Regions from separate parts of the Mus musculus genome. Here region 2 is linked to region 1. Evidence: chromatin contacts called from ENCODE Hi-C or POLR2A ChIA-PET data. All regions are on one chromosome and are shown on one strand. Each heading gives the region's core, a stretch centred on a gene start or an enhancer-like site at or near the end of the contact. The rest is flanking DNA. Distances are from core to core; before and after follow the strand shown.

Evidence for each region. Hi-C counts contacts between places; a loop is a spot of excess contacts on that map. ChIA-PET counts read pairs that join two places held with the same protein, here RNA polymerase II (POLR2A).
Region 2: POLR2A ChIA-PET joins it to region 1 with 15 read pairs in embryonic stem cell. The contact joins the promoter of Slc39a7 here to the promoter of Rab11b in region 1. A Hi-C loop is called at or near these places in 1 of 37 maps with a recorded cell type or tissue (T-helper 2 cell). POLR2A ChIA-PET finds 5 or more read pairs at or near these places in 3 of 5 experiments (Patski and embryonic stem cell).

Annotation. Positions count from the first base shown.
Region 1 is chr17:33,755,774-33,762,936 of GRCm38, reverse strand. Rab11b (RAB11B, member RAS oncogene family) reads left to right here and starts at 2,451. Exons shown (of 5, transcript NM_008997.3): 1 at 2,451-2,714. The coding sequence starts at 2,675. Gm17251 (a long non-coding RNA gene) reads right to left here and starts at 3,079. Exons shown (of 2, transcript XR_003952408.1): 1 at 2,350-3,079; 2 at 1,070-1,395.
Region 2 is chr17:34,027,520-34,034,682 of GRCm38, reverse strand. It overlaps Slc39a7 (solute carrier family 39 (zinc transporter), member 7), which reads left to right and starts at 2,993. Exons shown (of 7, transcript NM_008202.2): 1 at 2,993-3,859; 2 at 3,949-4,117; 3 at 4,262-4,315; 4 at 4,429-4,593; 5 at 4,700-4,837; 6 at 4,977-5,173; 7 at 5,615-6,417. The coding sequence starts at 3,425. The coding sequence ends at 5,887. It overlaps Rxrb (retinoid X receptor beta), which reads right to left and starts at 2,871. Exons shown (of 10, transcript NM_011306.4): 1 at 2,460-2,871; 2 at 1,639-1,856; 3 at 972-1,128; 4 at 482-661. The coding sequence starts at 2,685. It overlaps H2-Ke6 (H2-K region expressed gene 6), which reads left to right and starts at 6,628. Exons shown (of 9, transcript NM_013543.2): 1 at 6,628-6,681; 2 at 6,843-7,060; 3 at 7,161-7,163. The coding sequence starts at 6,636.

The DNA.
Region 1 (7,163 bases), core at 1,202-3,701:
GACTCAATAGTGAGTTCTAGGACTGGCAAGACTACACAGAGAGACCCTGTCTCCAAAAATAAAAACTTAAGAAAAAAAGGATGAACCCGGGCGTGGTGGTGCACGCCTTCAATCCCAGCACTCAGGAGGCAGAGGATTTCTGAGTTCCAGGACAGCCTGGTCTACAGTGTGAGTTCCAGGACAGCCAGGGCTACACAGAAAAACCCTGTCTCAAAAAACCAAAAACCAAAACAAACCAAAACCAAACCAAAACAAAGCAAAAAAAGAAAGAAAGAAAGAAAGAAAGAGAGAGAGAGAGAGAGAGAGAGAGAGAGAGAGAGAGAGAGAAAGAAAAGAAAAAGAAACATGAATACAGGACCCTAAGGTTTCAGATCCCCTGAAACTGTGGTTACAGATGGTTGTAAGCCACCATGTTGGTACTGAGAATCAAACCTGGGTCTTCTATAAGAACAGAATGTGATCTTAGTGGATGAGTTATCTCTCTAGCCTCTTATTTTTGTTTGTTTTAGTAAGGGCCTCAAACTCCATATGTGGCAGGAGATGACCTTGGACTCAACTCTCCTAATGGCATATGCCACCACACCCAGTTTATGTGCATACTAAGAACTCTCATTTGAGCCCCATTTTCAGCCCCAAAGCAGCTTCTAAACACCTGTTATAGTGCCAGTAATAACTTTTCCCCCACTTCAGTGCTAGGGATTGAAATCAAGCCTTTGCATTCTAATTAATTTAGCTTCCAGCTTGAGAGATTTCTCAGTGGTTAAGATCATTGGCTGCTCTTACAGAAGACCCAGGTTTGATTCCCAGTGCCCACATGGTGGATCACAACTGTCTATTACTCCAGTTAAGGATCCAACATCATCTCTGACCTCTATGGGCACTGCAAACACATAGTGCACAACATGCAAACATAACACACATACACATAAATAAAATTAAGCTGCATTGCTGTTCCTTACTATTCTCCCAATCTCTTAATATCTGTTAAACAAAGACTTCATGGCCCAAATGAGCCACATAATCTCAGGAATACACAAGCAGAGAAAGAAAATGAAATCAGAGAGGTAAATTTTTAAAAAAAGATTTTATTTATTTATTTTATATATGTGACGAGTACACTGTATCTGTCTTCAGACAAACCAGAAGAGGGCATCAGATCCCATTACAGATGGTTGTGAGCCACCATGTGCTTGGAATTGAACTCAGGACCTCTGGAAGAGCAGTCAGTCTCTTAACCACTGAGCCATCTCTCCAGCCCCCGAGAGGTAACTTCCAAGTTACCAGTGTACAAGAGAATCATAAGTTCAAAGTTGGCTAGCACGAGGTGGCGTGTTTAGCGGCGCAGAGCCAGGTGGATCTCTCAGTGTTAAATATCAGGTTCTAGGCAGGGAGACCCTGTGCTCCAAATAAAACAGAACAAGAAAAAAAGAAGTTAGTTCAAAGTAAATATGTATTGTTATCATTCCTTCTAGGCTCCCAGTTACCTGGCAATAGCTAGGTATGACTAACTCACTAGAAAAGGGGCTGTTTGCCCCCCTCCTCTCTTATCCTACACTCTGCCCCTTCTCCCTGGCCGGCCTCTCCTCTTCTCTCTCCACCCCCCTCCTTGCCACTCTCTCTCCCTTTCTCTATCTCTACTCCCTCTTCAATATGAAGCTAGTCAGGGTAACTTGAGGCCTCGTCTCAACAAACAAACAAACAAACAAACAAACAAGCAAACAAACAAAATCAAGCTGGGTGGTGGTGGCCAATGCCTCTAATCCCAGCACTTGGGAGGCAGAGACAGGCAGCTCTCTGTGTTCAAGGCCAGCCTGGTCTATACAGGGCAAGTTCCAGATGGCCAGGGCTACATGGTGCGACCCTGTCACAAAAAAAAAAAAAAAAAAAAAAAAAAAAAACAATAAAGAAAAAAGAAAATCAGACAGGTATAGTCTGATCCATATCACCAATTCCAGTCTAGCTAGGGTTTCATAGTGAAAAACCTGTCTTAAAAAAAGAAAAGAAAAAATATGAGTAATGGTGAAAGCAGAAAACAAGAGAACTTTTTGAGAAGAGGAACAAATAAAAAAGCCTAGGATCCCCATTTGTTTTGGAGGTACTGACATAAGCTTTGTATTTAAACAAAGAACTGGGGAACTGCAACCCAGAGAAGGCACCCCCAATCAACGAACATACGCCCGGAAATGGTCATTTATGGGGCTAGAATAAGAGGTCGGAGGAGACCCACTGATCTATGATGTCATCAGGACGTTAAAGTCCGTAACGTCACCTAGAGGTAGCTCAATTTCCCTTCCCCTACAGGTTCGCTGGAAGGCCCAGTCTGAGTTCAGTCTCTCATTGGTTACGCACTCTGTCAATCCACTTCATTGTTCAAGTGTTCCGTCCCGCCTTCCCCCATCTGCTTTTGATAGGCTGCTGAATCTGTCATTTCAAAAAGGTCCGCATTCCTTCCGCCTTTCTCCGGGAGACCGAGGGCTAGAAGGGTGGATCCCAGGAGGCTCCTACCCCCCGAGCTCGGTTTCTCAGCCTGATTGGCTTGTCCAGGTGCCTGTCACTACCGCTTTCACCGTTGACTGGCCTTTAGACCGCCGCTCTACGCGGCGCCGGTTCCGCCCCCGACGGGTGTTTGTGGTGGGGCTGCGGAGTCGCCGATCCCGCCGGAAGCGCCAGGACAATGGGGACCCGGGACGACGAGTACGATTACCTATTCAAAGGTGCGCCTTGTGGGGTACAGACAGGCGAGGTGGCGGTAGCGACTGGAGGGCCGAAGCCGTGCTACAGGAACAGAGAGCTCAGGGTGGAGGCCCGGACTTCAACGGGGCCTATCCGGGCTGGGAGTCGGAGGAAGCCGGGGCAAGTGGAGTTCGCTAGGCTTCGGGCCCTAGTACGCAGTGGTGAGGAAAGGGAGGCTCGGCGAGGCCTACGGACCCCGGATGCGCCGGGGCGGGGCCGGGGCCTTGGGGGGGTGGGGCCCGAGGTGGTAGGAGAGGCCGTTGGGGCGGGGCGTCCCGAGGGGCGGGGCTTTCCTGGGTTTGGCGGGCGGACTGCGTTGAAAGCAGGATTGTAGCTGGTGTTAAGGCGAAGGAGAAGGTTGTGGGCGTGCCCACAAAGCCTGATTGGTGTGAGCCTTCTAGGACTGACTGACACACCCGGGGCCTACCTTGGAGTGGAGCCTGGATCATGTGCAGGAACCCTATATTATGGTGCTTTGGAATTGGGTAGATTGGGGCCTGTCTGTCGACTAGTTCAAACTCTTGATATTCATGGAGAAGTGATTCAGTTGGTAGCATTCCTAGCAGCAGCATGCTCAAAGCCCTGGATTTTATCACTAACACCGCCTTGGTGATGGTGCAGGCCTGTAGTCGCAACACTTGGGAGGCAGAGGTAGGAAGATCAAAAGTGCAGAGGCCAGGCTGGATTACTGGAACCCTTTCTCAAAGGAAAAAAAGAAAAACCACACATGGACAACGTTAAATGCAGTACCTGTACTATTCTGAAACTTTTTAATAATGGTCCCTTTTACTCCTCCTTATTAGTTTATACAGCCCATATTATCCAGGAAACAGGCCAGTAGTGGTGCACACCTGCAATCCCAGTACTCAGAGTTGGAGGTAGGAGGATGTACTGGCTAGTTTTGTGTCAACTTGACACAGCTGGAGTTACCACAGAGAAAGGAGCTTCAGTTGAGGAAATGCCTCCATAAGATCCAACCGTAAGACATTTTCTCAATTAGTGATCAAGGAGGAAAGGCCCCTTGTAAGTAGGACCATCTCTGGGCTGGCAGCCTTGGGTTTTATCAGAGAGCAGGCTGAGCAAGCCAGGGGAAAGCAAGCCAGTAAAGAACATCCCTCCATGGCCTCTGCACCAGCTCCTGCTTTCTGACCTGCTTGAGTTCCAGTCCTGACTTCCTTGGGTGATGAACAGCAGTATGGAAGTGTAAGCCGAACAAACTCTTTCCTCCCCAGCTTGCTTCTTGGTCATGATGTTTGTGCAGGAATAGAAACCCTGACTTAAGACAGGATTTCTTTGCAGTTCAGAGCCAATCTGGGATGGTGAGGTAGCGTAGGTATTTGTGTACACTGCCAGGCCTGATGACCTGAGTTCAATCTTGGGACCTTCATGGTGGAAGAGAGTCTGCAAATTGTCTTCTGCCCGTCACAGGTACTCCACATCACATATAGAGATAAACTGAAAAAAAATCGTGTAATTTAGCAGAGTGTGGTGTCACACACCTTTAATCCCAGCTTCAGGAAGCAGAGACAGACAGAGCTCCATGAGTTCAAGGCAAGCCTGGTCTACATAAACGGGTGAGGTGGGAGTGGCAAGTCAACAGAATGAGATTTTTCTTGTATTTTTTTTTTTTTTTTCGAGACAGGGTTTCTCTGTGTAGTCCTGGCACTCACTTTGTAGACCAGGCTGGCCTCGAACTCACAGATCCGCCTGCCTCTGCCTCCCAAGTGCTGGGATTAAAGGCATGTGCCACCACGCCCGGCTTCTTTTAAATTTTTTAAAAGCTAACTTAGGTTACACATCCATAGTATGTCTTTAAAAAAAAAAGTGGGGGGGGCGGGGGGGGGAAACAAGTTCAGAAAGGCAGGTTCCTAAGGGTGGAGCAAGGTTGAGCCCAAGACAGATCTTACCACTTAGAGGTTAAGTTTAGGGGCAAAGATTGAAGCTTAGATATGGAAAAGACAGTTGTTATACCTCCTTCCTTCAACACATATGTATCCAATTACAGGAAGAGCTTTCCTACTTAGTGAGCCTCTGTCCGTGTCATTGGGGTTCCTCATTTTCTGATGAGCATATTTAGGGATCTCTGGCATTGTGACACCTTCTATGCCAAACTGAGCTTTTGGGTCCTCTAACCATTCATGCTGGACTCCCTGATTGATAGTGAATGATTTTGAGAGCTAACTCCTGGATCCTCAGGGGACATACCTTTGCCCTTCTGGGAGTGTGTCCTGGTCCTCAAAGCTAGCCTTGGCATCTTGGGACTGTGGAGGTACTGGGGTATCCTTGGGGCAAAAGGCTCCTGAGATGGAGCCAGACAGATTTCTGCAAAGATATGATTACCACACAGCACCATGGGCTGGGAGTGGGCTCTATCCAGATGTGAGACCAATTAGCAGGTGTTAGATTCCGGGTATCACTTTAGAGGCAGAGTACGTTTTGGAAAGGTTTTGGAGACCAGAGATTTGAAAGGCTCTCTGGTGATGGGTGGGACAGATTCAAATCCTGCTCTGTTAGGGGCCTGTCCCCACTCAGACCACCCAGAGGAAGCTTCTAGGCAGGGCAGGGGATCTGTTCTCTTCCAGTCAGCACATCCAGGCATCTGTGATCATTCCCTGCTTGTTTTCGGCTTTTTACTGTTATAAATAGCCTGGCATTGAATGTGTGCCCTAGTCCTCTCTTTGCCCTGTGGGCTAGTTCCTTGATGTGCGTTCCCAGAAGAGCAGTTACTAGGTCAGGGGCAATGGAACTCCTTTGCCATTACTGGTACTTGTCTCCAGAACTCACTTCCTGGAAGCACCAATCAGCTCCTGCAGCAGCTGGCAGTGGGGGAGTGGCCGCCTGCCCCGACTGCCCTCCCCCACTGGCCTCCTTTCCTGGTCTGGCAGGTACCTTCTTCAGTAAGTCACAGTAGCTGCCTAACCCCCAAGGTTAGCATTCTGTCTGTGCTTACCCTAGGTGTCCTCTCCATTCCTTCCATCTCATCTGAGGATTAACATTTGTCCTTTCCATTCAGACTTTAAACCATTAAATTAGAAAAAGGAGTGCTAGGAAACGAAAAGGGAAGAGAGCTAGCAGCAGACAGGCCACTATCTTCACTTGCCTGTATATGGCAAATCCCTCAGAATGTGAATACACTGCACCTGCCAGTCCCTTTTGAGACTCACAGCCTTCAGAGGCTCAGGCTTAGGGCAGGTCAGCCATTATAACAATGGTGGTGACCTGGTCAGCCTTGGAGAGTCATCTTATATTCAGTGGCAAGAAGATAAATTCAAGGTCAACCTATGCTATGTAGCAAGACCTTGTCTCAAGGAAAAAAAAATCTATGGTTGCACTAAAAGTGTTTACAGGGGCTGATTTTGTCACTTTGTGGCTCTCTTTGCCACCCGTAGGAACTCAGGAAGTATAGTAGTCTGGAGCCTTGCCCCACCCCCAAACCCTAGGGCTGGATCCACCAACTTTGTCTGTCTCTACCTCCTTATCCTAGGCTTTGGTCACATTTCTTTGACATGGAGGGCCACAAGTCTGTGCTTGAGACAGTGCTTGGCTCATACACAAACAGTTTTTGGCAGCCACATCACACTTTGGCCCCTTTGTCCTTAAGGCTGGGGCCAAGAGGTCTCAAGAGTGGGTGGCCACATGCCATTTGTTTTCCTCCATAAATAGTTTCTTCAGCCCCAGGAGTGAGGTTGTTTATTTGTACCTAATTATAGATCCTCACATTTCTTCTCCCACCATTTTCTCCTGTCAGCCACTGGCCATTTTCCTAACCTACTGGTGGATCCCCAGGGATAGCTGTGATTTCTCTGAGGAACACTGACTTAGGGTTATTGCACTTTGACCATCCAAGCTCCAGAGTTCCCAGCCATTAGTGCCCACCCAGTCTTCAAGGACATAGATCCTGTAGGAAGCACAGGAATTCTGTTATTTTAAGTTGTACCCACCCGTGCCCAAGGACATAGAAAGGACACCAGGGACAGGGCTAGCCCTAAAATTTGTAATCCTCTGCCAAGTACATCAGACTAGGCAGCTTGTCTGCGGGGCCTGCTGTGCTAGGGACTCGCTAGCCTCAGAGATGAAGGCAAGAATCCTCCCCTGTGCTAGTGCCTGGGCTAGTTCGAGCCACTTCATAGAGTGCACCTTTCCTACAGTGGGTCTCCAGGGCTGCTGTCCTGTCAGGACAGGCCAGAGCATCCAGGGCTCCTGAGAGGTGTCAGATCTTTGTTTTTGCCAACTGGACTTGCCTGTTCAAGCAGCCAAATGACATATCCAGGGGGACCGTTTCCCAGCCAGCAAAGCCACCAACTTCTTTGGAAATGCTGGGGGCTGTGTCCTGAAGGGCCCATTATTTTCCCAAGACAACTGATCACTTGTTTTCTTGACAATGACATTTCACACCCATTCTACATGTAGAGCCAGTCCAGTCACCACTC
Region 2 (7,163 bases), core at 1,744-4,243, 270 kb before region 1:
AATGAGCTCTAAAATATCTCTTAGAATTCCAGGAGTCAGCTTTGCTTAGAGACAGAAGGAGAGACACCAAGTCCCGACCTCTTCAGTGATTCTGTAGTTTAACCAGGTCCAAGGAAAGACTGGGAGACTAGGGAAAGAACATGGCATCAAAAGAGGGAAGGGCTGTGTGCAGTGGAGGAGAGGAAACAAAGACCCATGAGGAAAGAGGTCACCTCGCCCTAGGGCCAAACTCTGCTGGGAGGTGGATGAACCCTGAGATGCAACCATGAAGACAGAGACAGAGACAGAGACACTGAGAGGTACCAAGCTGTGGAGGACAGGAAAGAGAAACCCAACTGCGCCCCCTGGAGGAGAAAGTGAGCAAAGTCCCAAGATATGGAGGCCATGGGGCCCTCAGCAGTCTCCCCTGTTCCTCCTCAGGGCTCTCCCACAGGGTTGGAGAAGGGCCTGTGACTGAGGCCTGGCCGGGGCAGGCCCTTACCCTCCCTTTTCATGCCAGTGGCCAGGCACTTCTGATAGCGACAGTACTGACAGCGATTCCGCTGGCGCTTGTCCACTGTACAGTCTTTGTTATCACGACACGAGTAGGTCAGGTCCTTCCGAATGGTGCGCTTGAAGAAACCCTTGCAGCCCTCGCAGCTGTAAACCCCATAGTGCTTGCCTACGAGAAAGGTTGGCAGTTAAGACAGTTTTGTGGAGACCTCCTTCTTAGGGAGTCTCTTACCAATCTGCCCAGAGAGGGAACATAGTCTAAATCCTTCCTGTGTTTCATCCAAAAAGGTGACTCAGTCTTCGGTGACCAGAAACCATGTAGCACCCCCACTCCTACCCCTCTCCACATCTGATATGAATCTAAAGGTCCCATAGGCCTCCTTGCTCTGACCAGCCTCAAGAACCCTTGGGAGCCCCATAGGCAGTGGTAAACAGCCCCGACGTGCTTTTTTCTTCTACGGCTGTGCTGAGCCCCATACCTGAGCTTCGGTCCCCGCAGATTGCACAGAGCCGTTTGCCAGCCCCAGGACCACCTGGAGGGGGTGGACAGTGCAGGCCCCGGACCCCTAAGACCGGTGGCTTCACATCTTCAGGGGGGCCAGACCCACCCCCAGGGAGCGACACTGTGGAGTTGATCTGGGATGGGGGAGACAGGGAAGTCACAGGAGACTCTCATATGTCAGGCAAACCACTTCCTGCTTGTGAGCAAGCCCTGTACTATTCCAGAAGGTACTGGGGACACTACTGTCTAACGTAAAGGGCCTTCCTTGCACGTGACACCAAGAGTGATGTCCACCCTTCTGTAATTGTGCTACAGTGGCCCTGAAGGGCACAGGTCTTAGAAGGGCAGGCATATTGAAGCGAAAAGGGCAGCAAAGCCACCGTGAGCTGAACAGGACATCAAAAATATTCCCTGCAGGCTTAGGGTTTGTTTTCAAAACAGAGCTGATGAAGCATGCACCCCCACAGACCACCCCCTTCAGGAAGAGCAAGGGGTCCGAGACCACAGGCTTGCTATGATTAGAGAACTAGAAAGATCAACGGGTTTTGGGGAAGTTCACCCAAAGATGGGGAGTGGGGGTGAGAAGTTGAGAACAAGGAACTGAAGGCACAGTGGCAATAAGCAGGCCACAACCTCTCTCTCACCTGAGGGCTGCTGACAGGCCCGGAGAATCCTGGGGGAGCCGGAGGGGGCAGACCAGGGGACCCCATGGAAGAACTGATGACTGGGAAGGGGGAGCCCAGTGGCGGGGGTGGCATTGGAGGTGGAGGTGCTGAAGGGGTAAGAGGTGGGCCAGGAGGAGAAGACGGACGGATCCCCTGAGAAAGGGGATTTGGGGAGGAGCTGTCTGGGCTTCGGGAATCTGAGAAGTGGGTACGTACAAGGCAGACACACACGGACAGGAGAGACAAGAAGAGAAAGTGAGCCTTTTGATCATCCAAATGGACACTTTAATTCTCCCTGACCCACCACAGCCCGCAACCCTGGAGTTCAGAAATACCAAGTGGCCAAACAACAATTTCACTTCTAATAGTCGTGAGAGGAGGCGGTTGACAAAAAGGGAGGCAGGTCAGGCGGGGCTACTGGGTCATCCCAAGCTGACCTCGGGAGGGGGGGCTGTGAAGCAGCACGTGGAGGTGTAGCAGCGAACCCCTCGTCCAACCCCAACTTAGAACATTCGGGGCAAAGAGTATGGCAGAAATACCCGGTCCCAGAGCGTAAGCTCAGCCTTCGAATGCCCAGAGTCCTCCAGCCCACGGGGAACGGTGTCCTTCCCACGCCCGAGACCGCGCACGCAGGCCCCGCCGCGGGCCCGAACCTGAAGGGCGGAAGCTCCCCCGCCGCGCCCCGCCCCGGGGGAGGGCGCTGGGCCTCGGGACGTCGAGGGCGCGTGTTTACAAACAAGGGGGCGGGAGCGCGGGGAGGGGGCGCGAGGGGCGCCGGCCCGGGCCCACGGGACACTCACCCCGCCCGCTGTCGCCCATCCCGTCCCGGCCAGCCTCCCCCGGCTCCGGCTCCAGGGCTTGCTGCTCTCCGGCCGCCGCCGCCGCCGCCGCGGGATCCAGCCAGGGCCGCCGCCGCCGCCACCGGGACGCGACCCCACAATGCATCTCTTTTCTCACCCCCACCGGCCCACACTGCCCCGCGGCATGCCGCGGCGGGAGGAAGGGCGGACGAGTGGCCCAAGACATGACGCCCGGGCCGAGGGCGGGGAAGCCGGAGAGGCGCCAGGGACGCGCAGGGGGGACAGCGGGGGACTCGGGGGCCGCGACGAAGCCGCGGAGGCGAGCAGGCCGCGGCCTGTGGCAGCGCGACTCAAGAGCCGCGCTCGGCTCGGCACTGAGATGACAGCACCGGCGCGGCCGCCATCTTTGTACAGACGGGAAGTCTCGCCTTGAGCTCCCGCCCCTTCGCCGAGGTGGAAACGGAGGAGGCGGTGCCCGCCAGCCCGCCGTCCCCTCGGATAACCCCCCAGCTCTGCGCATGCGTCCTGACGCCGTGGCCGCGCCGCCCTCGGGGCGCCGCCATGTTGGTAAAGGTATCGGGGCGCAGGCAAGAAAGGGAGCTTCCGGATCTCGCGGGAGCTCGAGGCGTGAGTGCCACGTCCCAGCAAACCGAGAACCGAGAGGATCCCGGAGCCGGTGAGAGGTCCCTGCTGCTCCCTTACGGCGCTTTCCAGGCCTTTACCCCAACCAGTGGGCCATAGAGACGCGGGCCCAGAGAGACCGTAAAGTTGCTGATCAAAGGCTAGAGCGGTGTCGGGGGTGGGGGGCTGCATCCAGGAAGGGTGTTGGGGATGAGGTGGACCGGCCTTGGGGACAATGTAAGAGCGGAGCAAGTAGTATAGAGGAAGGGCTTCAAGGGACGCGGATCCCGAATAGGTAGATTGAGAGTCAAGTCGAGTCGTCTCTTGTTCCTCCGGTCAGCGTGATGACCATGGGCCTGCGGGCCCCCCACTGGGTGGCTGTGGGACTGCTGACCTGGGCGGCTTTGGGGCTGCTGGTGGCCGGACACGAGGGTCATGGTGACCTGCACAAAGATGTGGAAGAGGACTTCCATGGCCACAGTCACGGGCACTCACATGAAGATTTCCACCATGGCCACAGCCACGGGCACTCGCATGAAGATTTCCACCATGGCCACGGCCACACTCATGAAAGCATCTGGCATGGGCATGCCCACAGCCACGACCATGGACACTCACGTGAGGAATTACACCATGGCCATAGCCATGGCCACTCCCACGATAGCCTCCACCACGGAGGACATGGACATGCCCATCGTGAACATAGCCATGGGACTTCTAGGGAGGCTGGGGCTCCAGGCATCAAACACCACCTGGACACTGTCACCCTCTGGGCCTACGTGAGTCGCCAGGGGATGTGGGGAAGAGGGACTGGTTCTTAATCGGTGGGAAGCTCCATCTTTGCCTTCTGATTGTGCTTCTCCACCAGGCACTGGGGGCCACAGTGCTGATCTCCGCAGCTCCGTTCTTCGTGCTGTTCCTCATCCCAGTAGAATCTAACTCTCCCAGGCACCGCTCTCTGCTCCAGATCCTGCTCAGTTTTGCTTCCGGGGGGCTCCTGGGTGATGCGTTCCTCCACCTCATCCCGCATGCCTTGGGTAAGTAACTTGTGGGCTCCGCCTCAAAGGCTTAAGCGGTTTTGTTCTTTCTCTTTAATGATCCCAGATTTTCCGGTTGTCTTCAAACACACATCCCCTGAGCCAGGCATTCCCTCATCAAGCCTTTTCTCCCACTTCCCGCAGAACCTCATTCTCACCACGCTCCAGAGCAGCCTGGACATGGACACTCCCACAGTGGTGAGAAAAACCAGGGACTGGTGTGCTGGGAAAGGGCAACCTCTCCATTCCCATGCTTCGCCTCTTACACTTGAGTCTGCGTCTCCCTTCATGCTTTACTGCCTCCGTTCCAGGCCAGGGCCCCATTCTCTCTGTGGGGCTGTGGGTTCTCAGTGGGATTGTCGCCTTCCTCGTGGTGGAGAAATTTGTGAGACACGTGAAAGGAGGACATGGACACAGTCACGGACACGGAGACAGGCATGCGCATGGAGACAGTCACACCCATGGAGATAGACATGGTGAGCCCGCGTTGCCTGCTCTGTAACACACTCAGGGTCACCCTGTGGAGCAGGACACATGCGAAAGCTCTGTTCCCCACTCTGATCAACTCCTGTTCTCCCTCAGAGTGTTCTTCAAAGGAAAAGCCCAGCACAGAGGAAGAGAAGGAAGTGGGCGGGTTGCGGAAAAGGAGAGGAGGAAACACTGGGCCCAGAGATGGCCCGGTGAAACCTCAGAGCCCTGAAGAAGAAAAAGCAGGCTCAGGTAAGGGATGAGCTGATGGGTTGGCTGTGGGTGTGTGGGTGACGGTGGGAGTCTAGGAAATGGGGGCGAGGGGGGGGCTGTATGTGAACCGGCTTGATGGACACCCTCAATCATTTTTGTCTTGTCTCTTTGCAAAAAGACCTGCGTGTGTCTGGGTACCTGAATCTGGCTGCTGACTTGGCACACAACTTCACAGACGGTCTGGCCATTGGTGCTTCCTTTCGTGGGGGCCGAGGGCTAGGGATCCTGACCACAATGACAGTCCTGCTGCACGAAGTGCCTCATGAGGTTGGGGATTTTGCCATCCTGGTCCAGTCTGGCTGCAGCAAGAAGCAGGTTGGTGCCGACTGCCCATCCTTGGTTCCTAACAAGCTACACTACAGTGAGCCGTTTAGAGTCAGGGAAAGTCGTGCCTTTACCTCTTGCTCTGTTTTACGCTGCAGTCCTCACCTGTGTATAGTTCTTTGATGGCTTAAGGTTCTCAGGAGATGTCTGTTCTAGTACTCCCTCCTCAACCTGGCTGTTTTGGGGGGCTGCGGGCCTTAGGTGTGGTCCTGAGGCAGAGTCATTGACTACGTATTAGCTATCGAGGGAGCCCCAGGCGACAGCTATCTGACTGCTTCCTGGAGCTGGTGTCTGGGACCCAGATTCCTGTCCTCGTGCTTGTGCAGCAAGCACTACCTGTGGGTCCTTCTCCCCAGACCCTCCTTTCCTTAACACTGCTCCCACCTAATTTTAGCTGTCGACAGTCATATCTTTCTCTTTTCTGCCCACCAGGCGATGCGTCTGCAACTCGTGACTGCAATTGGAGCATTGGCAGGCACTGCCTGTGCCCTTCTCACCGAGGGAGGGGCAGTGGACAGTGACGTGGCAGGTGGTGCAGGTCCTGGCTGGGTCCTGCCATTCACTGCAGGCGGATTTATCTACGTAGCAACAGTGTCTGTGCTGCCTGAGCTATTGAGAGAGGCATCTCCACTGCAGTCACTGTTGGAGGTGCTGGGGCTGCTGGGGGGTGTTGCCATGATGGTACTGATTGCCCATCTTGAGTGAGGGGTGAGGTGACCTGTCCTTCCCCTAACTCCTAATAAAGGCAGTTGGTAGTCCTGGCCAGTGCTAATGCCAGAAGGAGTGTCAGCCTTGGAGATTAGCAGAGCCTCTGTTTGAGGCCTTAGAGGTATGAGGATCATACGGAGCATGAGAGGCCAGAAGGACCACGGAGTGGGAGACTGCCCAGCAGCGTTGTTGCTTTTGGAAAAATCAATGGGACCATGAAGAAGACTGGGAAGACGGTAGCCTACCCGATGGTCCCTAATCTACGATTTCTCAGCGCCAGCGTGCCGCAGGGGTCCCTCCAAGGCCCATCTCCCTCTGAACTAGTTAGTGATGGCTTCAGGGAAGACCTGGCAGAAGGACTGGGGTAGACATCAATCGTGTGTCCTGATTTGAAGGGGGAGGGGGGCTCCTTGGGAAGATGTCTCAGCCTGATTTTTTGTCTCTACTCATTTTATACCACTGTTTGAATGGGTGCGGAGGAACGGTGACCAGGAATAAAAGACCTTGGATCTTCGGCCCCACATGCAGCCTTTGTCTTTATGTGGGGAACTGGGCCCCTTGGCTCCTGGACTCCCTAGGTCCCCAAGTGGTGGTGGATGGTCACGCCCCCGTGGTGGGAGGTCGCGCTGGTGGCTACCAAAGGCCTCTGACTAGTGTGGTTTCTATTGGGTCCGTACCGGGCCTAGCCACGCCCCCGGCGTGCTCAGATTGGCCTAGGCTCAGGGCACGCCCACCCACAGCCGCCATGGCGTCTCAGCTCCGGCTCCGCTCTGCGCTGGCCCTGGTCACAGGTTCAGGGGTTCCCTCTCAGGGTGGGTTGGGGTGCCCGGGCCATGTCAGCGAGAGCCACCCCTTGAGTCCCTGGCCCTGTTGTCTGAGTTTCAGTAACTTTGCGCCCCGTGACCTCTGACCTCCTCCCTTCTTCTCCCGCTTCCGCGGACTCCCATCTCAGGTGCGGGTAGCGGCATCGGCCGTGCGATCAGCGTGCGCCTAGCGGCAGAGGGCGCCGCCGTGGCCGCCTGCGACCTGGACGGGGCCGCGGCACAGGACACGGTGCGGCTGCTGGGAAGCCCGGGGAGCGAGGACGGGGCGCCGCGCGGCAAGCACGCTGCCTTCCAAGCGGATGTGTCTCAGGGCCCCGCAGCCAGACGCCTGCTGGAGGAAGTGCAGGTGAACCGGACGCCGCGCCGCGCCACGCCACGCCACGCCACACACCCCTCAGCCCGGCCCTTTGTGGTCTTTGGTGTTAGCCTCCCCCTCCCTCACATAGGCC